Linked DNA regions of Homo sapiens: region 2 is linked to region 1. Evidence: read pairs that join two places in POLR2A ChIA-PET (ENCODE). Cell type or tissue: OCI-LY7. All regions are shown on one strand. Each heading gives the region's core, and the rest is flanking DNA. Links, peaks and the distances in the headings are about the cores only.

Region 1 (15,123 bases), core at 3,865-11,864:
AACATAGATTGAACACATTTGGGGGGGTGATTCCTAAGATACTGTTTTGGAGCCAATAATTAACTTTATTACAATTGCATTTAAATATAAAATATTTTAGGTCTCGTTTCTTTAAATCATCTCTGCAGGCAAAATTTCTGTTTCAAGAATTAGAAAAATCAACTTTTTCAGAACACTTGGCTTTGGCAAAAAAAAATATATATTTATATATACATATAAATCAACTTTTGCTATGATGATCTGAAAATGTTTTCCTTTTGTTTTAATAATAGAATGTACACCTGTTCACCTATGATATGACCTAGAACTAGAACATTACCCCATTCCTTCCTATCCACTGCTCCCTGCCTGAACAACCATTAATCTAAATTCTATTCAGCTTCCAGACACTACCTGCTATCCCTTCTATCCAGCCATGGCTGCTCTGGGCTGTTGACCAGTGCAACCCCCAACCACCCAAGAAAATAACCTTTCAAAATTTAGGGAGGAAACTAGATTTACAGGACACCAATTGTCTAACTTAAAAATTTAAACAGGCAAAAGAAAAAAAAAATTAAACAGGCTGGGCATCATGGCTCATGCCTGTAAATTCCAGCACTTTGGGAGGCTGAGGTGGGAGTACTGCTTGAGTCCAGGAGTTTGAGACCAGCCTGGTCAACATGGGGAGAGCTCATTTCTAAAAAAAAAAAAATTTTTAACTAGCCAGGTGTGGTGACCCATGCCTATAGTCCCAGCTACTCAGGAGGCTGAGGCAAGAGGATCACCTGAACCTGGGAGGTGGACGCTGCAGTGGGCTCAGATTATGCCAGTGCACTCCAACCTGGATGACAGAGCAGGACTCTGTCTCAAAAAATAAATAAATAAAAATAAAAATAAACATAAAAAGAAGCCATTAAGTCAGTCACACTAAGACGAAGGTAGAAACCTCACGGCAGAAGCCAGGTGTGGTGGCTCACGCCTGCAGTCCCAGGATTTTAAGAGGCCAAGGTGGGAGGACTGCTTCAGCCTAGGAGTTCAAGACCAGCTTGGGCAACATAGTGAGACCCAATCTCTACAAAAAATTTTTAAAAATTAACCAGGTATGCTGGCATGCACCTGTGGTCCCAGGTACTCGGGAGAGTGACACAGGAGGATCACTTGAGCCTGGGAGGTCAAGGCTGCAGTGAGCCGTGATCATGCCACTGCACTCCAATCTGTGCAACACAGCAAGACACTCTCTCTCAAAATAAATAAAAGGGTAGAAATGTCACTGGAATACTGCCAACAGGATGAGACCCAACACCACATATTGTGGAGTCCAGGAAGGCTGCACTCACAAGTAGAAGTGCTGCACTGCAGTCTTTTGGGAGTGACTTTATGGGCTCCCATGTTGAGAAGGATTATAAGGCCCCATCCTGGTTTGGTAGAAAAGTGCTCATATGAATTACTGCTAGGCCCAAGGGGGGAAAGCAGTGGCAGACAGGTGTCCAAATCCTTCAGAGCAGCTATCACGGGAATGCAGAGGAATGCATTCTAAGACAAAGATCCCTTTGCACCGTATCTTGGCTAGTTTCCTCCCTCCAACAGGTAAGAACTACTCCAACCCTCTTGGCCTACACAATGAGACACTTCAGTACTTCACCAAAGATGGCTGTGTTCAAATGGCCACCAGACCTGAGTAATTTTGCAAGCAGATCATGGGAGTATAGCCTTGTGGACAATCAAGTGTCCTCTTCTGGTGATACTGCCATCACATAAATGAACCTAAATCCCCCTTCTCCCTGCCAATCCTAGTAAGGTCTGATACTCAGAGGATACGTTCATCCAGGAATCATGGTGTAACTATAACAACCCAAAAAGATGAGAAGATACCAGGAGGTCATATGGCGAAGAATGGTTTTACGATTTGTCCACTGTTGACATTTCTATCACCCCCATGTTTTACCATATTTACCATATTTGAGGAGCAGGTTCTGTCTGACTGACGCCATGGACAAGATGAGGGATGAGGCATCATACTGCGTGTCCAGATGGTCAGTGATGGTGCATAGAGAGCTCATGACTTTGGCAACACTTCCTCTTGCGAGAGCAAAAGCCAGAAGAGTCAGTTCTACCTCTGGGGTAGAACAGCAGCTATAAGCAAAGAGCAAAAACTTTTCACTTCTTAAAAACATGAAAAAATCCAGGTAGCTCAAACCCCATGTAAGTGATCAACACAAGTAACATTAACCTGCCATATGCTTTCTACAGGTTTATCCGAAATATTTTTCAAAATCCTTAAGGTAACCTAAGGAAAAATTAAATCAATCCAGAGAGCCAGGGAATGAAAGCCTCACTTCTATAATCTTTAATCTTTAAATATTAAATAATACCAATACGCTACTGTAATAAGCCTCTGCTATTAAGAAGCCTTGGGTAATGAGCTGGCTTGACCAGAGAGTTGAGGGTTTATGCTTGAAGCACTAAAAATGTATCACACTGAATTACACTTCTTTGCTTTTAATTTAAACACATTATACTGAAACGTTAAAAACTGTCTAGATGGCTCAGGGACTGGTTTGACCTCTAATGCAATAATGTCCTCAGGGCTCACTGAGGCAGAAGTGAGTGTCCCTACACAAAGTGGTCACTGCTATCAAGCTATCCAGGTGCCCTTTCCCAGTTCTGTAGGTAATCAGGCTCCCTGGACCTGCATGTGAAGGTCAGCAGGTTCTGAGTGAGGGAAGGCTATGCCAGTTGGACTTTGAGACATCTGTTCTATCAGAATCACAGGACTACTCCCCTTGGGCCCTGCAACACCCCTCACCAACCTTCCCAATTCTTCAGGTCAGGTGATACTGCTAAATAGTGGACTTTAGATGAGTGAACTATTATGTCACTTTCTCTTTAGCTGCTAAAAAGCAACCATTTTTAGTGGTGATCGTTAAAAGATTAATATATATTTTTTAAAGACTTAACAAGCATACGTGCACTCCATTCCTCACAGAGTTTACCCTCATCAGCCTTGATTTTACCTAGTTATCCTTATGAGGAAACTGTCCACTTCTTCCAGCACATTAGGGGAGAGGAAAGTTGAGAAATCTGTAGATCCTGGTGAGAGAGAGAGTGGAGGCATGTGCCGCAGCGCCTTCCTAGAAGAGGAAAATGTAAAATGTAATCAGAACAAAACCAGACCGAATTTAGACAAAAAATAAACTGTTAGAAGCTTGTTTTGACTAATCCCTTATAAACAGACAGTGTTCCCACAGAGAAGCTGGCACACAATATAAACTGGCCCTTCTTTTTTTTTGAGACGGAGTCTCGCTCTATCACCCAGGCTAGAGTGCAGTGGTGCGATCTCGGCTCACTGCAACCTCCACCTCCCAGGTTCAAGCGATTCTCCTGCCTCAGCTTCCTGAGTAGCTAGGATTACAGGAGCCCGCCACCACGCTTGACTAATTTGTATTTTTAGTAGAGACAGGGTTTCACCATCTTGGCCAGGCTGGGCTTGAACTCCTGACCTCGTGATCCACCTACCTCGTCCTCCCACAGTGCTATGATTACAGGTGTAAGCCACCGTGCCCAGCCTAAACTATCCCTTTTTGCCCAGGAGTCACAGTGCTAAGTAGTTTAATAGGGTTTTGTGTTTGTTTGTTTCTTTCTTTCTTTTAGGAGTTCTGCCTCCCTCTGTTGAATAAAACTTATTCAACTCTCTAGAATCCAGCTTTCATGTTAAGTAGTACTAGAAAAACTGACCCAAGAGGCAGAGCAGCTTGAGGCTCAGTAGAAAATTTATTTTATAATTTGTTCAGCAGCAACAGGGAAAAAAAAAAAACAAAAGAAAATTTTATAGCTAGGATCTGAAGATCTATGGTATCTAAAGATGTGCCATGAATGTTATGTTCTCTTAAACAGATTAGCACATCACCGTCTCCATTCCTGCCATGTTTCTTGGCCTTTCCACCTTAATGTCTGTTTTAGTGTTTCCCTTTTCTTGTCTTTGCTTACATTTATCTTTCTGAATCCCCCAATAGCTTTACCTACTCTAGATTAGCAGTCATCAAAAATTTACGCAACAAATGACTTCTGAGCCCTACTGTGTGCCAGCAACTGTGCTAGGTGACTGAATGTACCATGAAAAATTTCAAGGTATTCTGTGAATGTATCAAAAGTAACTCAAAATTCTACAACTGATAGTCGCTTAATGATAATGGTAATGAAAATCCCTGAAACAATTTCATTTCTACATTTCAAAATAGAGACAATAAAGCAAAGCAAACACTGTCAGCTCGCACTCTGCCCTAGTTCTGTTCCTGTCTACACAATGAGCCATTTTGGGGTTGCACAAACATGGCAGCTACACACAGATGCAGCTGATCAGTGAGGTTTAATGCACACAAGTAGCATGCGATCATTTACTGAATTTATTTCCACTGATACAGGCAACACTTCTGTCCCAAAATATTCTTTTCCTTACCTATTTTTCCTCATTGATATTTTTTCAATAAATCTTTAATTTTAAAATAGATTTAGATCACTAATCTTAAAAAGGCAGGAGTGCATGAAAATATCATTGCAGATGAACTAGTAAAACTGAGCAGGGACACAGACTTTAAAATCTGTCCATTCTTCAACCACTTGCCACATCTTCAAAAAAAATATAGAAACCTCTTCCTTTTCCTGAAAATCCAGTCCACAAGATGGGACTGTGCAGTGCAGACATTTGTATGTGTCTGGGGAGTAAGGGGGAGTCGTCATGGTGGCCTACAGTGAGGTTTTAGAGCCTGAGCAGGGTGAGAAAGGTGTCTTCACAAAGGTACGGCCTGATATGGAATGCAGGCACCAAGTGAGGCAAGAAGGGTGGCCTGGCACAGGGTATAGGAACTCGAGGAAGATAAGAAGGGCATCTGTGCAAGGATGGCCACAGCAGCAGCTCTGCAAAAGATGCTGGAGCAGGAATGGGATAGGGAGGGTGTCCATGCAAGGGCAGGGGCAATGGGACACTGGTTACATAGAGGCGAACTGAGTAAGTACAAAAAATGTATTAAGGATCATGGGAAGCAAGTTTCTTAGTATCAGAGAAGGCAGTCACAAATAAAGAAATAGGCTGGGCATGGTGGCTCATGCCTGTAATCTCTGCACTTTGGGAGACCGAGGTGGGTGGATCTCCACCTAAAGAGCCCCTGATTCAGAAAAATGGCTGATTCCAGGACTAATGCAGGGAACATTCAAGATAAGCCTGGAATATCTTGTGTCAGAACATATGGAAGCATTCCGAGAATAATGAGACATGTCAAAAGGACACACAAGCCAGACTGCAGGGGTTGCCACCAGCCAACTCCAGGATAACATAAGCATCAAAACTGTGGCTGACTATAATCTAGTGCATAAAAGAGGAATCCACTAACATAAAGTTTTGATGAGGAATACGATATTTACATAGTCTCAAAGTACCGCCTTCAACGTATTTATTAATTATGAAGTGAAAAATATTTATTTTACAATGGAAAAGTCTGGCAAAAACCACTTTAATCAAGTGATCAAAGTTAACAAGACTGCATTAGAATGAGGACTATCTGAAGTTGTGTGCAACCCAATGGGATGCAATGAGAACAAAGCATCACTTCTATGATATTCCTGCTAGAGACAGATAACAAAACCTCAATCTGATCACAATAAAACATCAAATAAACCAGAATTGAAGGACACTCTTCAAAATAACTGACCTGTAATTTTCAAAAGTATCAGGGTCAAGGAAATACTGAGGAAAGTCAAGGAAATACTGAGGAATTGTTTCAGAATGAAGGAAACTAAAGAGAAAGGACAAAGAAATGCAGAGTGTTTCGCTGGATCCTTTTGCTGTAAGGGGCGTGACTGGGGCAACGTGCAAAACTTGCAGGGAGTCTGAGGATGAGATGGTGGCAACATAGCAATGTACACCAATGTGGATTTCCTGATTTCAATGGTTGTCAGTAAATGTTCTTGTTTACAGGAAATACACACTAAAGCAGCAGGAACGATGGGGCACAGGCAGGCAAATTACTCTCTAATGACTGAGGAAGAAATAAAAATTATTTGTTAAATGTAAACTTGCAGTGCTTCTCTAAGTATGAAATAATTTAGTGAGAATACATGCTACAACAGGAAGAAAGAACAAGGTATGGCCAACTATTAACCTTCAGAGCAGCAGTGTTATTTGCTAACAGTTTTACTCAATAGTGCTAACAAATCTCAAAAGATGTCTAGAGAACAAAATATTAGCAATCTCTTTTTGGCTGATACTCTCACCGCCTACACTATAGGTACCTATTATCAGTTACTGAATCTGCACAATACTAATATTTCAGTGCTGCTATAGCTGGTTGTATTTGTCTTATATGTTACTATTTGGTCTTTTTGCCCTAATGATTTTTTTTCAAAAGTACTCTACATTTCAAAAGAAATTAATTTAGTACCCTGAAAAGATTTCACTCATTCGTGGAAAGAGCCCTCAACTGATCCATTACTGCAGCCTGGTCTTGTGACTTCAGGAAAGGTCACAACATCTGCGTCTATAAAATGGGGTGATTTTCACAGGTACACTTCAGTGTCAGTAGGTAAAATAATAGACTGCATCTGAAAGGGCTTTATCCAACATCAAATCCTATAGAAACATGAGCAATTACTTCCCAATGGACAAGGAACAGGCACAGCATAAGTGACCTCCTCACAAGACTGGTCCACTTAGTGAGCTGATGAAGAACACTGTAGGAACTGTGTGACGAGGAGCAGGAAGGTGGAATGGGCACTTTTTCAGTCTGTAAAGTCAGAACGTCAATCAAAGAGAGATACACTGTGGAGCTGAGTGGCACGAACAGGAAACACTAGGGCACCTGAGGCCGAGCTGACTGAGCCACAACGATCAATGATGGAAGGCTGCTCAGTGATACGCCCTAAAGGATGATGGGAGAATGAGGGCATGTTGAGGGGGCTGGAACATAGAGAGAATGACTTACTGAGTATTGTGCAGCACTGTCTGGACAAAGGCGGGATTTGTCTCCATAGAAGCCGTCACCAGAGATGTCAGCAGAGACCAATACCATATTGCAGAAGCATCTGAGACTGAGACCCCAGACTTCTTAACTCTCTGAAAGCCAACAGCCCTGAGACCATGAATTCTAGTGTCGCAGCCATCGCTAAGACAACGCTTTATGTTAATCTGGACATCTGTCGAGCACAAACAAAAAATTCAGTATTGGATTAACTTCTTTAGGCAAATGCTGGGCTCCCAACTAAAAGCAAAATAGTAATAGACATTTTGAAAAGAAAATTCTGAAGGTACACTTTGATGACAGAAATAAATAGCATGTGCAATGGAACTAGTATATAATAAATTTGTCAAAAAGCTTTGACAAATCTAAGAAATCATAAGAATAATATGTAAAATTAAGGGTGATTTAAGTCTTTACAACAAAACTTCTTAGGAACTTAGGAGTCTTGAAAAAACTACACAAAGAACATTTTAAAACAAGCCTGTCTGAATACATGGTAAGAACATTTCTAGAATTCTTCCTAGGATTCTGAAATTTGGATTAAGTTATAGAACAGTGGCTGGCTTACAAGCAATTGTGAGAATTTATTTTTAATAATCAAATCCAAACAGATGACACAGACATGACTCACTTTTAAGAGATGTCACAATTTCTTATTTGGGTCAGAGGAGAGAAGGTAAGAATTTAAAAAGGACACAACTTAGAGAAAAGATCACAATATAAGACAGGAAGCTTCTAACCCACAGGCCTAACTACTTATTTGCTAGGGGTGAGACACAAAGACTCTACCTCCCTAGGCCTCAGTTCCTTTGAGCAAAGAACACTTCTTTTGGCCCAGGAAAGCATTAGAAGAAATGAGATAAAACATGAAGCATTCCGGCTCCCTGAACGAAATAAGCCCAGAAAGCAATCACAGAATTGTGATTATTTCCAAAATGCTATGTTTAAAGCAAGGTTATAATGGTATAAAATTGGAAACAATCTAAATGTCCAAGAATGAGGGGTGGGTTAAAATTACGGCTTTTTTTTTTTTTTTTTTTGAGATGGAGTCTTGCTCTGTTCACCCAGGCTGGAGGAGTGCAGTGGCACAATCTCAGCTCACTGCAACCTCCGCCTCCTGGGTTCAAGTGATTCTCCTGCCTCAGCCTCCCAAGTAGCTGGGATTACAGGCATGCGCCACCACGCCCGGCTAATTTTTGTATTTGGTAGAGACGGAGTTTCACCATGTTGGCCAGGCTGGTCTAGAACTCCTGACCTCAAGTGACCTGCATGCCTCAGCCTCCCAAAGTGCTGGGATTGGAGGTGTGAGCCACTGCACCCAGCCAATTACGGCATATTTTTACAACACTAAATAAGGATATTCGTGAATATAACACACTCTAAAAAATTACAAAAGAACATGCAAAGAATATCAACATTTTTGTAAAAAGATATGTATAGATTTATGTGAACAGATACATACAGCTCTATTTTTTAGGAAAAAAGGTGTGTAGATATGTGTGCATATATGTGTGTGTATGTAAACCATACACACACTTACACACACAAATACACACACACACGGAAAGGTCTGCAAGGATCCACATCAAGGCAATCATAGTAACAATCCCTGGGTAGTAGGATTTGAGTATTTTTGTTTATATTTTTCTAATTTTCCAATATGAAAATGTGAATAAAATTATTTTTAATGGGCCAGTGCAGTGACTCATGCCTGTAATCCCAGCACTGTGGAAGGCCGAGGCGGGCGGATCATGAGGTCAGTAGTTCGAGACCAGTCTGTCCAACATAGTGAAACCCCGTCTCTACTAAAAATACAGAAAATTAGGTGGGTATGGTGGTGTGCGCCTGTAATCGCAGCTACTCGGGAGACTAAGGCAGGAGAATTGCGTGAACCCCGGAGGTGGAGGTTGCAGTGAGCTGAGACTGCACCACTGCACTCCAGCCCAGGCGACAATGCGAGGCTCTGTCTCAAAAAAAAAATATATAGAAAAAACATATATATTACACATATAAGCATACACAATATATAAATATGTATAAACATATATAAAAACATATTTTATATATATGTTTATATATATATATATATTTATAATCCCAACGTTTTGGGAGGCCAAGGTAGGAGCATAAAGGCCAGGAGTTTGAGATCAACCTGGGCAACACAGTGAGGCCCCATTTCTACAAAAAAGTGTAAAGAAATTAGCCAGGCATCGCGGTGCATGTCTACATTCCAGCTACTGAGACTGAGGCAGGAAGACTGCTTGAACCCAGGAGTCTGAGGTTACAGTGAGCTATGACTGTACCACTGCACTCCAGCCTGGGTGACAAAAAGAGATCCTGTCTAAATATATATATATATATATATATATATATATATATATATATATATATATATATATATATATGTTTTGTTTTGTTTTTAATGAAAAAAATGATTTCACTGTTCTTCTATAATTTCCTTCTTTTTTTTGGTTTGAGATGGAGTCTTGCTCTGTCACCCAGGCTGGAGTGCAGTGGTGTGATCTCAGCTCACTGCAGCCATAGCTTCCTGGGTTCAAGTGATTCTTCTGCCTTAGCCCCCCAAGTGGCTGGGATTACAGGTACCCACCCCCACGCCTGGATAATTTTTGTATTTTTAGTAGAGACAGGGTTTCACCATGTTGGCCAGGCTGTTTTCGAACTCCTGATCTCAAGTGATTCACCTGCCTTGGCCTCCCAAAGTGCTGGGATTACAGGCGTGAGCCAGCATGCCCCGACGCTTTTCTATAATTTCTACAACACTTAATGAATGAAATAATGAACACTTTTGTGTACGTCCTAAGAAGCAAACCGAATCTCAAAAACTAACAGCCTCTTCACTTCAAAGTAAAAAATACTACTCCCTTGCTTTTCCCTATCCCCTCAGTTCTGTTGGACTTACAGAGCTGACTGACGTTGGCATTTTCCAGCAGCGTCACATAGCCAGTGACATTGCTGGGGATGTGCACATCTCGGACTTCCTGAAGATCGCTGGCATTCCTCCCTACAGCTACTGTCACCTGCTGTGGCATGTAGCTCTGGTCAGTGGCAGCCACTGCAATGGACAGGTGCCTAAGCACAACATCTGGCTTCATTTTTAAACTGGAAAACACAAAAAGCAGAAATTACAAATGTTTATAGGAGTCAAGAACTGACAGGATCCAGAAGTCCCACCTCAAAGAGCTTACATTTGATATATCCAAAGACTGGTTTTCCTAACAGCAACTAACTTGAAATGCTGGCTATGAGTTTCAAAGTCCTTCTGACCTTGACCTTCCCACATTTTTTAAAGACCTTTCAGTTCAAGATTAATCTTACGATTCCTTTTAAGCTATTTGTACAGAAAGAACGAACAGTATGAACATTCTAACAAAATCCCTTTACCTGGCAAAAAAGCTAATTTTAAACTGCATACAAAAAAACTGAGTATACTCTCTCATCTATAAATTAGATGTCTAAAGGTCAAATGTGTCCTCTAAGAGAAAACAATATAATTATTTCTGGCACTTAATTCTACCAATTGGAATTAGCCTGTTTTCTGAGGGGAGAGGTGAAAATTTCAATAGCAGCTTCAGAGCTTCCAGAAATACCACTGTTTATTATCATTAGCTCCACTCCAGGATTCTTGACCACACTATTTCTTCTTCTAAAGTGACCAACTCAGTTACATACAGTGAATTTCAAAAATGTATATAGAAAGAGGCCAGGCACGGTGGCTCACGCCTGTAATCCCAGCACTTTGAGAAGTTGGGAGCTTGAGACCAGCCTGCCAACATGGTGAAACCCTGTCTCTACTAAAAATACAAAAATTAGCTGAGTGTGGTGGTGGGCAGCTTTAATCCCAGCCACCCAGGAGGCTGAGGCAGGAGAATCGCTTGAGCCTTGGAGATGGAGGTTGCAGTGAACAGAGATCATGCCACTGCACTCCAGCCTGGGCGTCAGAGCAAGGCTCCATCTCAAAAAAAAAAAAAGAAGTATAGAAAGGGACCGGGTGCAGTGGCTCACACCTATAAACCCAACACTTTGGGAGGCCAAGATAGGAGGATTAAGGCTAGGAGTTTGAGACAAGCCTGGGCAACGTAGTGAGGCCCCATTTCTACAAAAAAGTATAAAGAAATTAGCCAGGTATGGTGGTGCCTGCCTAAATCCCAGCGACTGAGACTGAGGCAGGAGGACTGCTTGAACCCAGGAGTCTGAGGTTACAGTGAGCTATGGCTGCACCACTGCACTCCAGCCTGGGAGACAAAAATAAGATCCTGTCTTAAAAAGAAAAAAAAAAGTAGAGAAAGGATATTTCAAAATACAGTCACATGTAAGTACTTATTCTTTGTGGTATTAATTTTCCTGAGAAACTAGTGAAAAAAGATATGAAATCAGTACTAATCTAAAATTAATCAAATGTTATTTCCTCCTTTAAAATATCAGGGAAATTATCTGTTAGGAATATATAAGCCAGGTTACATGATTTTACATGATTCATTTTACTTGATTCTTAAAGCATCTTCATAGCCACTTAAAATACAAAGAGTAGGCAGTTAAGAAGAAAACAATCCAAAATTTTAAAAAACAAAAAAGTATTATATACCACCCACCGAATCCAGTGTGAACAGGCACTGCCATCTGACTGCCAGTAGGATGAGGTTTCTCCATTTGTCATCTTGTCAATGTCTGCCGAGTTGGAGGATGTTTCTATATAAGCATAGCACTTTGCTACTGACTTGAGTTTATCCATCTCTGGACTTCTAGTTAGATCTCCAGGGCTTTCTGTAGGGGAAACCAGAGTTGATTATATGACATCCCTTTCACAAAGGGAAAAAAAAGAGTCATTTAAAATATCTAACAGAAATACGCTTGGTACTCTGGCCCTAGAAACACAAATCTTCCTTAAAATCTCCTTCCAGATCCTTTTGTAGTTCATCAGTGTCATGAGTGGGTTTTCACGCACATGTGTCAAATATGCCTCCCTCAAACTGTTACGTCATTGGCATATTACCTGACGTGAAGATCATATGTCACCTTCCAAAGAACCCAGTGGCCAAGGATTACCCCATCGTCTCTATCAGTGCAATTCTTTAATCACTGATATATTTGCAAAACCATGCCGAGAAGAAAATGGTAAATTACGGTTTGAATTTACATTTTTTAAATAATGAGTGACACTTTTTAAGCTGCTGGCTTCTGAGTACAGTCTGGTCCTGCCCTCTTCCATGTTCTTCTGAGTTAATTCATACATTTTCTATACATGATCAAATGTATATATAAACATACATAGAATAGCTAACATTTACTTGAGTGTTTACTATAACCCACGTGCTTTTTTTTGTTGAGATTTTTTTGAGAGGGTCTCACTCTGTTCCCAGGCTGGAGTGCAGTGGTGTGATCACAGCTCACCGCAGCCTCGATCTCCTAGGCTCAAGTGATCCTCCTGCCTCATTCTCCCAAGTAGCCGGGACTACAGGTGTGCACCACCACGCCTGGCTAATTTTTTTAAAAATTTTTTGGAGAGATGGGGTCATCCCTGTGTTGCCCAGGCTGGTGTCAAACTCCTGGCTTCAAGCGATCTTCCCACTTTGGCCTCCCAAAGTACTGGGATTATAGGCATCAACCACCGTGCCTGGCCATGTGCTTTTTATACTTTCCTTATGTATTAATTCATTTTAAAAATTAAGAAACTGGCCAGACTCAGTGGCTCACACCTGTAATCCCAGCACTTTAGGAGGCCAAGGCAGGCGGATCACTTGAGGTCAGGAGGTCGAGACCAGCCTGGCCAACATGGTGAAACCCCATCTCTACTAAAAATACAAAAACCAGCCAGGCACGGTGGCACGTGCCTGTAATCCCAGTTACTCAGGAGGCTAAAGCACAAGAATTGCTTAAACCTGGGAGGTGAAGGTTTCGGTGAGCCGGGATCACACCACTGCACACCAGCCTGGGAGACAGAGTAAGACTCCGTCGCAAATAAATAAATAAAATAAAATAAATAAACTAAGGAACACAGAGTTAAATAATTGCCCAAGGGCAGAGTTACTAAAAAATTTAGTCAATTGTATCTGTAATATGTTATAAAATTTATTTTTGTACCCACAATGTCACTTGTTTTTGACTCTGCTTATATTTTTTTTTGCTGTGAGCAAGGTTAATTTTCATACAGACTAATTTATTAATCTTTTCTTTCATAGATTCTGGGTTTCATGCCTTGCTTAGAAAGGCTGTTCCGTATTTTACAAGGTGGAACTATTTTCTTCCAATATTTTTAGCATTTTATTTTTAGTTGAACTTTTTGATCATCTGAAATTTATTTTAGTGAATGGAATGTATTAAGAATCTAGTTTCAGCTGGGTGGTGGCTCACACCTGTAATCCCAGCAATTTGGGAAGCCAAGGTGGGTGGATCATCTGAGGTCAGGAGTTTAAGACCAGTCTGACCAACACGGTGAAACCTGTCTCTACTAAAAATACAGAAATTAGCCGGGCGTGGTGGCACATGCCTGTAATCCCAGCTACTCAGGAGGCTGAGGTAGGAGAATCGCTCGAACCCAGGAGGTGGAGGCTGCAGAGATCACGCCATTGCACTTCAGCCTGGGCAACAAGAACGAAACTCAGTCTCCAAAAAAACATCTAAGTTTTATTTTTTCTTCAAATGGCTAACTAGGTGCCCTAACTCCATCTGTTGGAAGTTCACCTTTCCATCCTGATTTATAACACTGACTTTATCTGGTACTATGTTCTCACATGTATATCGGCGTCTATGCCTGGGCTCTGTTATGTTCCACAGACCTATTTATACACATCATGAACTTCTGTTGCCATCTCCAAGTGAGTCTGTGGTGGCTTCCTTCATTTATCCAGCAAATACTCATTGAATACCTACCATGCAACAGGCACAGTGCAGGAATGAGGAAGCAGACAAGACAGACAACACACAAGTGAATCAATAATGCTACAACTTCAGATAACAATAAGCGCGATTTCCACCATTAAACCTGCAAAGGTGACCCTGACCAGAAGGTGGGGTAGGGGAGGTGTTAATTAGATAAAGCGGAAAGGCATCCCTCAAAGTCACATCTGAGCAGAGAATTGAATGATGAGAAACCAGCTGTGTTAAGAAGAAAGGGAATGAGGAGAAAGATCACATTCTTACGTTACAAACTCATGACTCTGTATTTTCAGAAATGAAGGCAGGGAAAAGAATTGGCTCATTTTACCAACACAACAGTTAGAAGAAATGATCAGAGTATTTTCAGGAGAACCCCCACACACACATACCCTTTTCCTTTTGTACCAGCTGATCCAGAGACTCCTTCAGGACGGAAGACCGCATGGTGCACATGTTATTGCAGTGCTCCAGCATCGGGTAGGGCATCACCGCGCTGGAGAGCCGATTGCGGTGCAGGAAGCGCAGTATCATTGACGAGTGAATATCAAGGCCCTCCTTCGACTCTGAAAATATGTCTGTGAAACCTAAACAGATGAAATCCATTTTTGGTGTTTTGGGGAAGCCACAGTAGTTTCCACATCCCCTGCCTGGTGGCCTATCTGAATTGGCTAAATTAAAAGCAGTCATTAACAATCTTCATTGATATTTTCAGTTTTAATTGTTAAAAAATCTAAGTTTTAAAGAAATGAACCAGTAGCATTCTGAACTTAAGAATTAATTTAGCTGGGTGCAGTGGCTCACGCCTGTAATCCCAGCACTTTGGGAGGCCGAGGCGGACGGATGACCTGAGGTCAAGAGTTCGATATCAGCCTGGCCAACATGGTGAAACCCCATCTCTACTAAAAATACAAAAAAGTTAGCTGGGGGTGGTGGCAGGCGCCTGTAATCCCAGCTACTTGGGAGGCTGAGACAGGAGAATCGCTTGAACTCAGGGGGCGGAGGTTGCAGTGAGCCCAGATCACGCCACTGCACTCCAGCCTGGGCAACAACAGTGAAACTCCACCTCAAAAAAAAAAAAAAAAAAAAGAATTAATTTAATTTTAGTTGAAAAATATTTTAGAAGACTTAGAATAACGATTTTTTGTTTCAATCCAATCTTCAAAAATGTATAAGCACTTAAACACTAATAGACGTTTTTAAGGAAGTCTTGCGTATAGAATACAGGGTAGAAATAAAGTTC
Region 2 (15,123 bases), core at 2,926-10,925, 370 kb after region 1:
CCCTGGCCACTGATCATCAGGTCTCTGGGTGCCTGAGCCTGGGCTACCCTGGGGACAGCCCCGTGATCCAGGAATGACTAATTCCACCCCTGCAATAAGCTCTTGGAAGCTTTGAGAAATGAGACTCTTTTTTTCTCTCTTTCTTCTTGCTGCTTCATTAAACTCTTCTTGAGTGAGGGGAATGAGGATTGTCCTAATCCCTTGGCACGAGGTGAAGGCAGGGGGCGTGTTCTGGGCTTGTAACCAGAGGACACTGGGAGCAGGGCTGGGGGTGGGCACTGGGCAGGGGCCGGAAGCCTCACATTCCAAGCAGGCTTTACCCAGGGGCAGCTGGTGACCCCAGACAAGCCCCGTCCTCGACCAGGCTCGGTTTGACTGTCCGCATGATGGGTGTACCAGGCCTCGCCCACCTCCCTGTGCTGCTCCAAGGGAAGGGGATGGCCCGGAGGGTCCTTTGGTGGGGTGCCTGGGGCTGGGCACGCTGGCTGGCACACGGTAGGTGCCTTATCAGTGTATACGGACTTTTGGGGAAAACAGAGGAGGGGTGGACAGCCTCCGAGTTGTCTTTTACTCTTTGTCCTCTAAAGTCTGTTTTTTTTTCACTTTTCCTTTTTTTTTTTTTTTTTTTGAGGCGGAGTCTCACTCTGTCACCCAGGCTGGAGTGCAGTGGTGTGATCTCGGCTCCCTGCAACCTCTGCCTCTTGGGTTCAAGCTATTCTCCTGCCTCAGCCTCCTGAGTAGCTGGAACTACAGGTGTGAGCCACCACACCCTGCTAATTTTTGTATTTTTAGTAGAGATGGGGTTTTACCATGTTGGCCAGGCTGGTCTTGAACTCCTGACCTCAAGTGATCCGCCCACCTCAGCCTCCCAAAGTGCTGGAATTACAGGCTTGAGCCACCGTGCCTGGCTTAAAGTCTGTTTTCTTACCTTTAAAAGTGGCCTGGGAGGAGGCCTAGCTGCTTCCTCCTGGGCCCCAGCGAGGGACTCCAGGGGCTGGACACTCGCTTATGGGTCCTGGCTCTGTCTACCTACCGTCAAGGCTGCTGGAACTGGAAAAATAGTTCTAGGCCTTCCTCGCTCACTCCAATAAGTCTCAATAATGCCTTTCTCTGTAGCGTCCCAGTCTCTCCTCTCCACAGGTGGGAAGCAACAGGTGGGGTTGGTGACTGGGATCTGGGAATCCTCACCCAGGCCACCCTCTGTCCACAGGTGTTCCTGGGCCTTGGGGAGCTGCTTCTGTCCTGCAACTGGGCAGTGGTTGCCGACATCCTGCTGGTAGGTGTGGGAGTCGGGGTGGTGGGCTGAGCAGGGGGAGCTGGAGAGGATTGGGCCTCTGCTGCTGAGCAGCTGGGCACTGGCGGCGACATCAGAGACCATACATTAGGGGACCAAAGCCATTCACGGTTATCTTGGACCAGAGGCCTCTCTGACACTCTCAAACATCTCTGACCATCATCCCGATTTTGCAGATGAACAAATGGAGGTTCAGAGAAGGCAGGTGCCTGTTCCAAAGTCACACAGCCCCAACGCAGGGAGCCAGGACCGGAACCTAGGCATTTTGACTCCCTGGGCTACTTCCCTCCCTCTTTTCTTTTTTGAGACAGAGTTTCACTCTTGTTGCCCAGGCTGGAGTGCAATGGCCTGATCTTGGCTCACTGCAACGTCTGCCTCCTGGGTTCAACTGATTCTTCTGCCTCAGCCTCCCAAGTAGCAGAGACTACAGGCACCCGCCACCATGCCCGGCTAATTTTGTATTTTTAGTAGAGACAGGGTTTCACCATATTGGCGAGGCTGGTCTTGAACCCTGACCTCAGGTGATCTGCCCGCTTCGGCCTCCCAAAGTGCTGGGATTACAGGCGTGAGCCACCGTGCCTGGCCCCTCCCTCCTTCTTTCTGTAGCATACTGCTTCTCAGCAAGCAGGTTCCTTGGCCTCTACTCTGGGGCGTGCAGACGGGATGCCATCCTTCAGGGCAGTAGCCACTGAGGCCCATTGTGCCAGCCCACACCAGCTCGTGTGTCACAGGCTGCCATGCAAGGATCAGCCCTGCCTGTAAGAGGCCTGACACTGTCTTGACCACATGGCTGCTGGTCCAGAGTCCCACACGGCCCCTCCCTGAGCCCCATGCTCTTCGTCCAGCCTCCTTGCCTCCTTCTGGGAGGCATACAGGGAAGGACTTTGAACACATGAAGGGCTGTGCCTTTGTAGATAACGCAGGGCCCTGGGCCTGTGAGCACCCTGAGAGCCTTCCTTCTGCCTCCTGGCAGCCTGGCACAGTCTGGTGCTGGCCACAAGGGAAATGGACCAGACTGGCAGTCAGCTGAGAGCTGTCCTGAGGGCATTCAATGCCGCGGCACCAGCCTGGATTCAGAAAACAGACCTGGCTGTCAGCCCTGGTCCTGCCACTTATGGGCTGTGTGGCCTTAGGCAAGTCACTGTGTGTCTCTGAGCCTCAGTATCCGGATGTGGAAAGTGGGGATGATAATGGCACCTGCCTTATGGATTGATGTGAGGGTGAAATGAGAAGATCCATCTGCCTGGCACAGAGAATGCTGGCTAGGATTCTCACAGCAATCCGGAATTTTCCATTTTCTCATTTTCTATCCCCCAAAGAAATCATGGTGCCCTAGAATCTGGGTTTGAAAGGGTTATGGGCATGTATAGTCGTTGAATCTGTCAACAAACCCTGCTTGAATACTACTGTGGATGGGGTGCTCACTCCCTGCCAAGATGTCTGCCCCTCCCCGGCAGATCCCCTGACCCCTCCCCACGGCCCAGGCCCAGCGAGTGTGGAGAGGCCTGCCCTGTCTTTGGCTCCTGGGTGAGTGGATCAGCTGCAGGACTGGCAGGTCTTCCCTGCCCCTCCCTCCAGACAGGAGACTTGGGCTCCAGCCCAGAGTCAGCCGCAGACCTGCTACATGGCCCTGGGCCTCAGTTTCCTTGTCTATAAAAGGGGTAATCACCACCTGCCCGGTAGGGTGAGCAAGGCGGCCTCCAGGAATGCTCAGGAAAGGGGAAGGCATTGGCAAATGTTTTATTCATGGGATTGTCCACTTTTAGGCTCAGGGAGATTAACATCCCCCCAGCATAGCTGGTTCTCTCTGAGGTGGTCCAAACAGAGCTGCACCTGCCCCCACAGCTTCCCTGGCCTGCCCCCCACGGCGCAGCTCCCTCTTCCACATGACAGCCCCACAGATATGTGAAGGCTGCACCCGTGTCCCCCAGCGTCTGCATTTGTAAGAATGATTAACCTGGCAGAGCCAGGCTCTTTGTGGGGTTAAAGAGGAGAGTGTGTGCTGGAGAGGGCGGGTGGGGGAAGGGTGGAAGGAGGGTTAGGGGCTGGCCAGCTGCACAGTTTTACCCATTTGGGGAGCTGCCCAGGGAGCCGGCTGGACAGGAACCAGCCCACCTCAGGGCTCCCTGTGGCCCTTCCTTGGCTTGGAGGCCTCCAGCCACAATGCTTTGCACCACCATCCCAGAGCCTCCCGCCCCCTTCCCTGCCTTCCCACCTGCCCGGAGCCCCGTGGCCAAAGATGCCTTTTGGCCTTCGGGGATCAGAGCTGAGCAATCCTTGTAGCCCCTATAGTTCGGTTCCTCCATGTTGCTGCTTCCTCCCTGTAAAGGCAGGTGGTGGGGGAGCCGTTCTGTGCAGTGGAGGGGCAGATGCCAGCTTGGAGCAGGGTGAGGAGGGTGAGGGAGGGGAAGCAGGACACCGAGGGTAGACAATTCCCTTGAGGAGCTGAGCTGACAGGAGCAAAGGGCATGGTAGCTGGAGTTGGCAGAAGATCCCAGGAAGCTGGCATTGCTTTTCAAGAGGGGAGGACAGAACAGCCTCCAGGGAGCAGAGAGGGGCAAGCAGGAGGAGAGAGGGGGCCATGTTTGAGGGTGAGCTGGGGGTGGAATCCAGCACTGGGGGAGGAAGTGGCCTCCCAGCAGAGCAGGGGCAGGAAGTGTGTGGGGACAGGGTCTGTGGCAGGAAGTAGAGGAAGGTCCCCTTTGCCGGCCGGCACTGGCTCCTGAGACAGGAGATCGGCTTCTCTTTCAGCAGGGGCCCAGGGAGGGAGGAGGCCTTAGGGTGTGTGTGAACAGGGTCCACAGAACAAGGGAGCAGGAAGCTAAGGGCAGGGCACGTTCACGTGAACAGCTTTGGGCGGCCAAGAAAGCCACGAGGAGCTGATAGGAAAATGGGTGGAAACTGCAGGTGTCTGGGTGGTTGGAGCCTGTGGGTTAGGTCAGAGGGCAGAGGGCAGCAGAGCCCAGGCTCGAGGACTCTGCAGCAGCCCATCTGCTCCCACTCCCAGCCTGGCTCCTCACTAGCTGTGTGACCCTGGCCAAGTGACTGAACCTCTCTGGGTCTTGGTTTGCTCACCTGTCCAGTAGGTAGAGCGGTGGCAACCACCATTGACACCCCAGGCTATAAGGATAGAATGAACTCACACCTGCGTCCTGCAGATTCCTGAGTGGGCGTGTGGGCCCCACTGACTTCCAGATCATCCCTTCCTTGGGACACTGCTCTCTCTCTCTCTTTTTTTTTTTTTTTACTTTTGAGACGGAGTCTCGCACTGTCGCCAGGCTGGAGTGCAGTGGTGCGATCTCAGCTCACTGCGACCTCTGCCTCCTGGGTTCAAGCGATTCTCCTGCCTCAGCCTCCTGAATAGCTGGGACTACAGGCATGCGCCACCACGCCCAGCTAATTTTTGTATTTTTAGTAGAGACGGGGTTCACCATGTTGGCCAGGATGGTCTCGATCTCTTGACCTCATGATCCGCCCCCCTTGGCCTCCCAGAATGCTGGGATTATAGGTGTGAGCCACTGCGCCTGTCCAGGACACTGTTCTCTTTGATGCCATCTCCACAATGGGGAGAATCCAGGTTATCTCTGGAGAAGGGACCTCAGGGGCTCTCCGGTCCGGTGGCTTGGAGACGTCATTGTGCATGAGAGTCAGATTTGAGGGAGCTTGTGACAAACCCAGATTCCAGGCCCTGTGTCCTCTGAGTCTGATTCAGTGGGTCCGTGCTGGGGTCCAGGGACCTGCATTTCTGATGAACTTCCCAAGTGATCCTGCCGTAGCATTCCGTAGAGCACGCTTTGAGAACACTGGTCTCACGCCGCAAGCTCCCCAGTCCATAAATGCTTTGCCAAATTCTAGCCATCCCCTTGTTGACATACGCCTCCAATGGGGAGCTCGTTCTGCATACCTCGGGCAGCCCCTGCCTCTCGGGGGGTTTCTGTTGATGAAAATGATTTGGTTCAGTCACAGCCAAGACCCACCTCTGCCAGCCTCCCCTTGGCCCCGCTGGGCCATAGAGGGGCCCTGCTCCCTGGAGACTGAGATCGTGTCCCCTGAACCCGCATCTCCCCAGGCAGAGCTCCCTGCCTCCCGAAACCTAGTCATGAGGTCTTCAGCTCCCTCCCAGCCCTGCTGTCTGTCCCCGCCCCACTCAGGATGGCCCAGAGCCAGCTCACCCCAATCCCCCTCCAGGCAGGGGACAGTGTAAGCAAAGGTGTGGAGGGAGGATCCCAGGGGCACGATCTCTGGATCCCAACCAGTTGGGGGGCTAGAGCAGAAGGGGAGCTCATTCCCTCTTTCTCAGCCCTGTCCTCTGGGGTCCTGGAATCCAGCCACAGGCTCATCTCCCACCCCTCAGCAGACGTCCCCACAGTTCCCCGGAGAGTTGTCACCTCTGCGTTCTCCCCCTGCCCCAGGTCTCCATGCTTCCCTGCTCAGCCTCTGCCCCCCAGGTAGCTGTCTGCTCACTGGCCTGTCTCACCCTCTCAGGGGCGTCTGGGGGCGAGGCCTGGGTGGGGGTGCAGGAGGCAGGCTGCCTGGTGGCTGCTGCTCCGACTTGCTGCAAGCCCTTGGGTGGCCCTGGTTTCGCCCTCGGCTATAAAGGGAACGGCCCTTCTAAGAAGGGAGAGCCAGAAACAGAGGTGTTTTTGTCTCAGAATAGAGTGAGCCTGGATTTTTGGGAACCCAAAGCCTCTTATTTCTGAAATTACCCCCTGGGCTCTCCAGCTTCTGTGGGCCCAGCCTTGGCTGCTGGCTGCACGGAGACAATGAGGACTTGGAACAGGCTGGGGGAGACCCACCTCTCTCGCCACTGGCAGCAGTGACTGAGCTGGGCCCAGCAGGTTGGGGTTCCTGGGAGAGGAGGAAGGGGCCAGCCTACCTGGACCTAACTGTGGGGGTCCCAGCAGCCCCAGCCTCCATGTGGACCTTTCTGAACATTCAGGTTCCTCCCTCCAGGAAGCCTCACCTGCCTTCCCAGAGCCACCAGTGAGTAATCACATAATTATGGGGTGAGAAGGAAGTCCTTGGGGAAGGTGCAAAGCTGTTGGTCAGTTCCTTCTCAGGCCTGTTGACAGATCCTGGTGATGGCAAGAGGCCCGGTTTCTCTTGCCACCTGTACATGGTGGCTCAGTCCCAGTGACCCTGGGACCAGCGAGTCACTACAGTGCCTCCTGCCACTCTGCCCTGCCCACCACCAAACCCCCTGCATCTGTCCCCTGGGATTCTGGAATCCAGAGATCGTGTCCCTGGGATCCTCCCTCCACACCGTCGCTTACACTGTCCCCTGCCTGGAATGCCTTTCCCCGTCTCTTTGCCAGTTACTCTGCCATCCGTTTACAGGGCTAGTGATGAACTTGTCCTCCTCATCTTTCTCAGATTTCTGAATGTTCTATTACAAATGCATAAATATTGCTAGAAACACCGGCTCCTCCTTGCCCATCACAGCAGAGTGGTCAAAAGGCCAGATCCTAGAGGGAGAAGGCCTGCAATCCTCTCTCAGCCCTGTTATTTCAGGCTGGGTGATGTTGGGCAAGTCACTTGCCCTCCCTGTGGAGGTTTTCCTCATCTGTAAAAATGCAGGTGATCATCATCTCCCTCTCATGGGTTGTTCAAGTTGATATATAAAATGTATACAGCAAGCATTCAATAAATGTTGGCAATTATTATTATTTTATTATTATTTTTTGAGACAGGATCTTGCTCTTTCACTCAGGCTGGAGTATAGTGGTGCCACCTCGGCTCACTAGAACCTCCACCTCCCGGGTTCAAGCGATTCTCCTGCCTCAGCCTCCTGAGTAGCTGGGATTATAGGCACGCGCCACCACACCCAGCTAATTTTTGTATTTTTAGTAGAGATGGGATTTCGCCATGTTGGCCAGGCTGGTCTTGAACTCCTGACCTCAAGTGATCCACCTGCCTCAGTCTCCCAAAGTGCTGGGATTACAGGTGTGAGCCACTGTGCCCAGCTAATATTGATTAACTCAAGGCCTCAGATCATGGACACCTAGGTCTTGGGGATACGGCTCCAGGGTGTAAGCGCCCCTGTGGCTGTCCAGTTGGGTTCATGTGACCATGTGGTCTCTGCTTGAGTCCCCTCCCCCTCCCTCCTTCCATCCCCTGCTGTAGCCCTGGGTTCTGGCAGACTTTCTCCTGGGAATAGTCTCCCAGATGGACCTACTTGAGTTATTTGGTTGGCAAACTTTCAGCTAGTCCCCTCTGTGCCTGGTGTCTTGCAGGGACCCCAAGAGAAATTAAGGGTCTTTGTTGCCCACACAACATAGGGAATAAGGGGTGGTGGACAGAGAAAGGGCCCCTCCCAGTTCTGGGAGACATGCGTTAATTAGGGGTGTGCATAGGAGTTGCGGGAGCTCAGGGCAGGTACCTGAACTCTGAGAGGGCTTCACAGAGGAGATGACCGAAACGTAAGTCCTAAATGACAAATATAGATGCTCCAGCTGGACCAGAGAGTGGAAGGCACGCCAGGCAGAAGGCGCAGCTGAGTTCAAGGGCCTGGAGCATCCTGTCTCAGAGCGTTATTTTGGTCTGATGTCCACACGAAGCCTCCAGGTAGCAGACGAATAACGATAATGAATAAAACTCTCAAGATCAGTACCATTATTACCCCCACTTGGGGATGGAGAGACTGAGGGAAGAAAGGTGAAACAGTTTGCTCAAAGTCACACAGCTAGCGAGTGGGGATCTGGATCGGAACCTGAGTGTGTGACACCAGAGTTCTTTATTTTTTTTATTTTTTTTTTTTTTGAGATGGGATTTTGCTCTTGTTGCCCAGGTTGGATTGCAGTGGTACGATCTCAGCTCACTGCAACCTCCGCCTCCCGTGTTCAAGCAATTCTCCTGCCTCAACCTCCCGAGTAGCTGGGATTACAGGCATGTGCCACCACGCCGGCTAGTTTTTGTATTTTTAGTAGAGACAGGGTTTCACCATGTTGCCAGGCTGGTCTTGACCTCCTGACCTCGGGTGATCCACCCGCCTTGGCCTCCCAAAGTGCTGGGATTACAGACGTGAGCCACCGCGCCTGGCCCAGAGTTCATCTTCTTTATGTTCTCAGCCTTGTCCGTGGAGTCGTGCGGGCTTCTCCAGCAAGGCCGCCTTTGGTCTCTGCCCCAGGGGCCTTGAGGTTCCTGAGAGGACTGAGCCCTCCGTACCACCCCTGCCCAATTGCCTGCACATGCAGACACCTGGCATGCACCCGCTCTTCGCCCTGCCCGCTTGTGCTGCTGCATCCTGGGCCCCTGAGCTGGGACACCCCAGCCTCATTCACTGTGGTCACATGCATGCCTGGTTCCTTCCCAGTTCAAGAGCAAACTCTCAAGAGGGGTGGCCCTGATCAGGGGCCTTGGCACCCCCATCCTGGGGCACTGGGGAAGCTTCAGATGGGCTTGATGTCTTGATGTTCTGGGGTGGGACTTTAGACCTTGGGGACCGTCGACTCCCTCCCATCCCACTCACCTGAATGGCCTGTCACTCCTCCAGGCAGGTCCTTGGCAGGTGGGGAACAGCAGGCAAGGGTGCCCTCACTTGGGGTGCCCCCCTGCTGTGCCTATGTTTTGCAGTCTGTGGTGGTGCCCAGATGCCGGGGGACGGCAGAGGCACTTCAGATCACGGTGGGCCACATCCTGGGAGACGCTGGCAGCCCCTATCTCACAGGACTTGTAAGACGTGTCTGCGTGTGTGGGGTGGGGAGGGTCTGGGGGCCAGGCTGGTGGGCCTGGCAGACTCATCCCTTCTCCTCCGCAGATCTCTAGTGTCCTGCGGGCCAGGCGCCCTGACTCCTATCTGCAGCGCTTCCGCAGCCTGCAGCAGAGCTTCCTGTGCTGCGCCTTTGTCATCGCCCTGGGGGGCGGCTGCTTCCTGCTGACTGCGCTGTACCTGGAGAGAGACGAGACCCGGGCCTGGCAGCCTGTCACAGGTACCCTACCCATTGCACCAGGCCCGGCTCAGGGCCGGCACCCTAGGGACAGACAGCACTGGCCACCCCCTGAATCCCTGGCCAGTTTGTTTGTTCATTCATCCAGAAATGCTTAGTACACCCCTGCTATGTACCAGGGAAGGTTGCAGATGCTGGGGAGTGAAAGAATGAGGCCAAGTCCAGGCCCCTGTAGAAACTGACACTGTAGTTGGTGAAGACAGACCAGAAACAGAAAAGGTTAAAGATATAGCATGTTCAGGGTGACGAGTGCTATGGAGAGGTATAAAGCAGGAAAGGAAGGAGAAAGGGGCCGGGCGCGGTGGCTCACACCTGTAATCCCAGTACTTGGGGAGGCCAAGGCGGGCGGATTACAAGGTTAGGAGTTCAAGACCAGCCTGGGCAACATGGTGAAGCCCTGTCTCTACTAAAAATATAAAAATTAGCCAGGTGCGGTGGCACACACCTGTAGTCCCAGCTACTCAGGAGGCTGAGGCAGGAGAATCACTTGAACCCGGGAGGCGGAGGCTATAGTGAGCTGAGATCTCGCCACTGCACTCCAGCCTGGGCGACAGCAAGACTGTCTCAAAAAAAAAAAAAAAAAAAAAAAAGGGACAGGTAGGTGCAGGCTGCAAGGATCCCCACTGCACAGGCGAAACTAGAGCAAAGATCTGGAGGAAACGAGGGAGTGAGCCGTTCAGCGACCTGGGGAAAGACGCTTCCGGCAGTGGGGACAATCAATGCAAAGGCCCTGCCATGGGAATGCACCTGATATGTTTGAGGATCAGCAAGGAGGCCAGTGTGGCTGCAGCAGAAGCAAGAGGGACAGTGGTAGGGGTGAGGGATACGGGGCCAGAGCAGGCAGTCCTTGTAAAGACAGTGGCTTTTGCTCAGAGTGAGACGGGAGCTGCTGTGGGGCTTCCAGGAGAGGAGCACCGAGGTGGTCTGATTGATGTTGCCAAAGCATCTCCCTGGCTGCTGTGTTGAGAACAGACTGTAGGAGGGTCAGTGTTGAGGCCGAGAGGCATAGCCGACTCCCCTTCCAGGGGAGAGTGGTGCCTAGACCACGCCAGTGGCATTGAAGGTGATGACAAGGGGTTGGATCTGGAATGTATTCTGCATTTGGGACAGAGAGGATTTCCTGACAGCCCGTGCCCAGGCCCAGGCCTGGTCCCAAAGCACCTTCTGCAACCTTCGGGCAGGCTGAGCATCTTTCCTCCTGCAGGGACCCCAGACAGCAATGATGTGGACAGCAACGACCTGGAGAGACAAGGCCTACTTTCGGGCGCTGGCGCCTCTACAGAGGAGCCCTGAGGTCCCTGCCTACACTCGTCCTGCCTGCAAGCCTCCCGTTGGTCCCCACAGCAGCAGTGCCTCGGTTCCTCTTTGGCTGTCCTCGGGGACTCCGGCTGAGGCACATCTGCCACTTTTGAATTCCCGGCTGGAGAGCTGGCAGGACCCTGTGGCTGGGCTGGGAATGGAGCTGTCAGCACTCTGCGTGGGAGGCCTGGGCCTGTGCCTGCATCCCGCTCAAGGCTGCCCCAGCCTGGGGTCTCCAGCCTGGCTGCTGCTGGGCCCTGAATAAAGAGAGGCCAGTACAAAGCCCATGGATTTTGGGCCTGTAGACAGCCGTGTTATTTATAGCCTCTCGTGCCTCTGCTGGAGGGGAAGTGGGTGAGGACGGGATGGGCAGTCCAGGCCAAGGATGCAGGGCTGTCCTGAAGTGGGGAAGCTGGGGGGCTGGCTCAGCATGGGTCTCTAGGGGTCCGCAGCCTGGACCTCCCACTCTGACCCAGCTTCTCCATTCTGCAAAGTCACAGGCACAGGACACCCTCTACGTGATTCCACTCTTTGTTTTGTTTTGTTTTTGAGATGGAGTTTAGCTCTTGTCCAGGCTGGAGTGCAGTGGCGCAATCTCGGCTCATTGCAACCTCCGCCTCCCAGGTTCAAGAGATTCTTCTGCCTCAGCCTCCTAAGTAGCTGGGATTACAGGCATGTGCCACCACGCCCAACTAATTTTTGTATTTTTAGTAGAGACAGGGTTTCACCATGTTGGCCAGGCTGGTCTTGACCTCCTGACCTTAGGTGATCCGCCAGCCTCGGCCTTCCGAAGTGCTGAGATTATAGGCATGAGCCACCGTGCCCAGCCAACTCCACCCTTTGAACAAAACGTGGGGGCTGAATCTTGCTCTTGGAGATGAGTTTCCACTTGGGTGCTGGGGTGGGGATGTGGCTCCAAGTTCCAGGGAACCACGCAGAGGAACCCACGCCTATACAGACACGGGCGCAGCGGCCCCAGAACCCTGCTGAGGACTTGAGTGGCCGTGCAGGGATCCTCCTGGCCTGCCCAGTTCTGTAGCCCCGGTCTTCCCTGGGTCCACGCTCTGACCCCAGCACAGCGTATGGGGAGGGCTGGCTCTGCGGGGCCCACGCTTGCCACTGGGTTCAGAGCAGCTGGGCTCAGCGGGCCCTGTGGGAGATCGACAGCTTCCAGGCGGGCAGCAGTGGGGAGGCTTGTTCTCATGTTCTTTCCGCCTCCCCTGGTGCCCAGCCAGGCGATCACTTGCTCACTCACCGATGGCCACCTTCGCTGTGCCAGGCTGTGCCTGTCTCCCAGCAGCTGCAGGCAGAGCAACGACCGAGACTCCTGCGCAGCCCCTGATGCTTGCTGCTCTGTCCCTGCCTTCTGTGGGGTGCCCCCCAGCCCTCCCTGTTGGCTGCAACAAGCCCCAGGAGCAGGGCCGCACCACAGCCAGCCCTCCCTGCAGGCTAGCCAGGCCCTTGACCGTGACTCAATGCTTGGAGCTTATGCAACAGGCAGCCCTTCAAGTTACAAGGTAAAAGATCTGTGAGGATATTTTGTTTTTCCTGAGAAGGAGGCAGCAACTGGGCAGGAGCCAGGATGCCACGGTCCCTCTCAACATTCACTGGCTGTGTGACCTAGGTGGCTCCCTGACTCCCTGGCTGTGTTTGAGAGGTGTGTTGACATGGCTTTCTAGCCTGGGCCTCATGTGATTAGCACAGGCTGGGTCTAGACCCACAGAAGCCCAGCTCCAGGGTCTGAACCTTCCTCCCAACAGCCCCAGGGAGGACCCCTGCAAGGCGAGGCTCCCGGAAAATGAGTGAGGGCCGCCCAAGGGTCAGAACACTCAGCTGGGCACAGCGGCTCACGCCTGTAATCCCAACACTTTGGGAGGCAGAGGCTGATGTATTGCTTGAGGTCAGGAGTTCAAGACCAGCCTGGGCAACATGGTGAAACCCCGTCTCTACCAAAAATACCAAAACATACCTGGGCGTGGTGGCACGCATCTGTGGTCCCAGCTCTGGGAGGCTGAGGTGGGAGGATCGCTTGATCCTGGGGATGGGGGGTGGAGTTCGTCGTGAAGGGAGATGGCACCACTGCACTCCAACCTGAGTGACACAGTGAGACTTTGTCTTAAAAAAAAAAAAAAAAAAGAACACCAGCTGCCACCTCCCCACCCAGAGTCCAGTAGAGGAAGAGCAAGAACCTCGTTCATGCCAACTCTACAAACATGCATTGGTATCGGCGGGTGCCCATCAGGGTGTCCAGCAGTGAATCAGACTCCAGCCCTGCCCTTGGACCTCGCAGCCCACAGCAGGACAGGCAAGTGTGGCACACCTATGGGCAGAGTAAGGGCTTCCGTGCCCCAGAAGCCTTCAAGGAAGTGGCTTTGGAGTTGGTAACAAGGTGGGGGGCAAAGGGAATTCTAGATGCAGGGGATGGACCCACAAAGAGGGGGAGAGTGGGGCAGAAGATTTGCAGTGAGTCATGGAGGGGTGTGGTATGGCCAGAGAGGAGGGTGCGTGTGTCATTGAGCGGGGAGAGGAGGTGAGAGAGGCCATCTGGGATCAGAGGGGCGTCAGATGTAGGTCCAGGAGCTGGGGCTTTAATCCTATAATCCAGGGTAGTTTCTTATGACTCAAGTGCATTCTGATATTTGGGTTGCTGGGCAGGGCAAGGCGGTACTTCCCAAGGCTGAGCCACACGAGGTGCCCAGCTGGGAGTTTATAGGAAGCTATTGTCTAAAGTGGTTTGGGGCAGAGTGGGAGCTCTGGGGCTGGTGGACGCGGCAAGTGACAGAGACCAATATCTCCTCTGCAGCCAACCCAGACTCCCACCTCCTGCCTCTTTGGGGCCAGTCCTGGTGGGTCGAGGTTACGATAACAGCCTGGGGGAACCCAGCCACTCAGGCTGGAGTGGAGTCTGGTAAACAGAACACATCTTCCTCGCCTAAAGGCCCTTGTTGGGTAATCTCAGCCACGAATACTCTGGACTTGTTTGTTGGGAATGTCAAGAGGAGGAAAAATGCTGTTCAGCAGGATGAGTCCTTAAGCCTGACCTGACTCTCTTTATGTGTTAATTGCTCTTTCCAGACATAAGCTGCATTCCAGCTGTCAGGTATTATCCAGGCATGGAGGTATCTCTGTGTGCGTGTGCCTGTACCTGTGTGTGCATCACCATGTTGGCGTGTGGCCACATGGGGGTATGCTAGCTATTGGAACCAATACCAACAGGTATTAGTAAAGCTTTTTTTTTTTTTTTGAGACGGAGTTTTGCTCTTGTTGCCCAGGTTGGAGTGCAATGGTGCAATCTCAGCTCACTGCAACCTCCGCCTCCCGGGTTCAAGCGATTCTCCTTCCTCGGCCTCCCAAGCAGTTGGGATTACAGGCATCCACCACGCCCGGCTAATTTTGTATTTTTAGTAAAGACGGGGTTTCTCCATGTTGGTCAGGCTGGTCTCAAGCTCCCGACCTCAGGGGATCTGCCTGCCTCGGCCTCCCAAAGTGCTGGGATTAAGGCTTGAGCCACCGCACCCAGCCTTAATTTTTCATATTTTTAGTAGAGACAGGGTTTTGCCATGTTGGCCAGGATGGTCTCGAACTCTTGAGCTCAGGCAATCCACCCGCCTCAGCCTCCCAAAGTACTACAATTACAGGTGTGAGCCAATGCGCCTGGCCTAAAAGCTCTTTTTCCACTTTGTCCTGAAGGTTGAGGGGGTTGAACCTGTGTGTCTGGATTCCCACACCCTAACCCTGGCTTGTTGCTCTGCAACATCAAATATTGGTCTGTTTCATTCCCTGAAGTGTTTGACTTTGCTTTGTGCCTGGGTGGGCTTGGGAGGTTGTTTAATCTAATGCAGCCTCTACAGACAAAGCTGGCAGCAGGCAGCTGGAGGTTCCGGGAGCCATGCTTTATCTCAGCACAGACAGGTGTGTGACTGCGTGTGCTCCTGTGTGACCATATCAGTTTGGGTTGTGGGGTTGTATGCAACGGAAACAGACTGACTACCTCTACCAGGCAAAGGATGCATTGAAAGCACATCAGGAACTCATAGAATTGATGAGAAGGTTGGAGATTCAGGAGCCAGGGTTCCTGGGCCATATTATTTTGGGGTCTGTGCCAGAACTCCAGATATTTTATCCCTATTCTTTTGCCACCCTCCTCAAGATTTAAAGCCCTGGGCAAGAGATTCCAGTTGGGTTAGCTTGGATCCTATACCCATGCCTTGGTTTATAGCCGCATTAAGACCAGCAGACCAGTGTGCCGTTAGGAAGAGGAAGGAAGTCTCAGCACCAAAACAAAACAGGAATTAAAACAAGATGACAGGCTGGGCGCGGTGGTTCATGCCTGTAATCCCAGCACTTTGGGATGCCAAGGTAGGTGGATCACCTGAGGTCAGGAGTTCAAGACCAGCCTGGCCAACATGGAGAAACCCCGTCTCTATTAAAAATACAAAAATTAGCTGGGCTTGGTGGTGCGCACCTGTAATCCCAGCTACTCAGGAGGGTGAAGCAGGAGAATCGCTTGAACTCAGGAGGCGGAGGTTGCAGTGAGCTGAAATCGTGCTCCAGCCCGGGCAACAAGAGTGAAACTCCTTCTTG

The links. Peaks named below come from ENCODE experiments on the same cell type or tissue, not always from the same donor. Only the 100,000 strongest peaks of a DNase experiment are listed, where the experiment ranks them.
Region 2: POLR2A ChIA-PET joins it to region 1 with 11 read pairs; 2 of 35 experiments call an interaction of 5 or more read pairs at or near these places.

Annotation. Positions count from the first base shown.
Region 1 is chr17:4,102,700-4,117,822 of GRCh38, forward strand. It overlaps ZZEF1 (zinc finger ZZ-type and EF-hand domain containing 1), which reads right to left. Exons shown (of 55, transcript NM_015113.4): 3 at 14,273-14,467; 4 at 11,600-11,771; 5 at 9,910-10,109; 6 at 6,954-7,164; 7 at 2,994-3,110; 8 at 1,934-2,112. It overlaps LOC124904128 (small nucleolar RNA U13), which reads left to right and starts at 11,909; the gene lies at 11,909-12,011. In OCI-LY7, for the core only: no CTCF peak of the experiment used is centred there; no DNase peak of the experiment used is centred there.
Region 2 is chr17:4,477,362-4,492,484 of GRCh38, forward strand. SPNS3 (SPNS lysolipid transporter 3, sphingosine-1-phosphate (putative)) reads left to right here. Exons shown (of 12, transcript NM_182538.5): 9 at 1,211-1,276; 10 at 8,867-8,965; 11 at 9,051-9,222; 12 at 10,445-10,843. The coding sequence ends at 10,533. LOC124903899 (a long non-coding RNA gene) reads right to left here and starts at 9,091. Exons shown (of 2, transcript XR_007065583.1): 1 at 8,763-9,091; 2 at 3,019-5,228. It overlaps SPNS2-AS1 (SPNS2 antisense RNA 1), which reads right to left. Exons shown (of 3, transcript XR_001752763.2): 3 at 12,512-12,630. RefSeq lists enhancers at 3,612-4,367, 9,082-9,161, 12,290-13,489, 12,800-13,300. In OCI-LY7, for the core only: no CTCF peak of the experiment used is centred there; a DNase peak (open chromatin) is centred at 3,970; H3K4me3 peaks cover 849 bases; H3K27ac peaks cover 746 bases.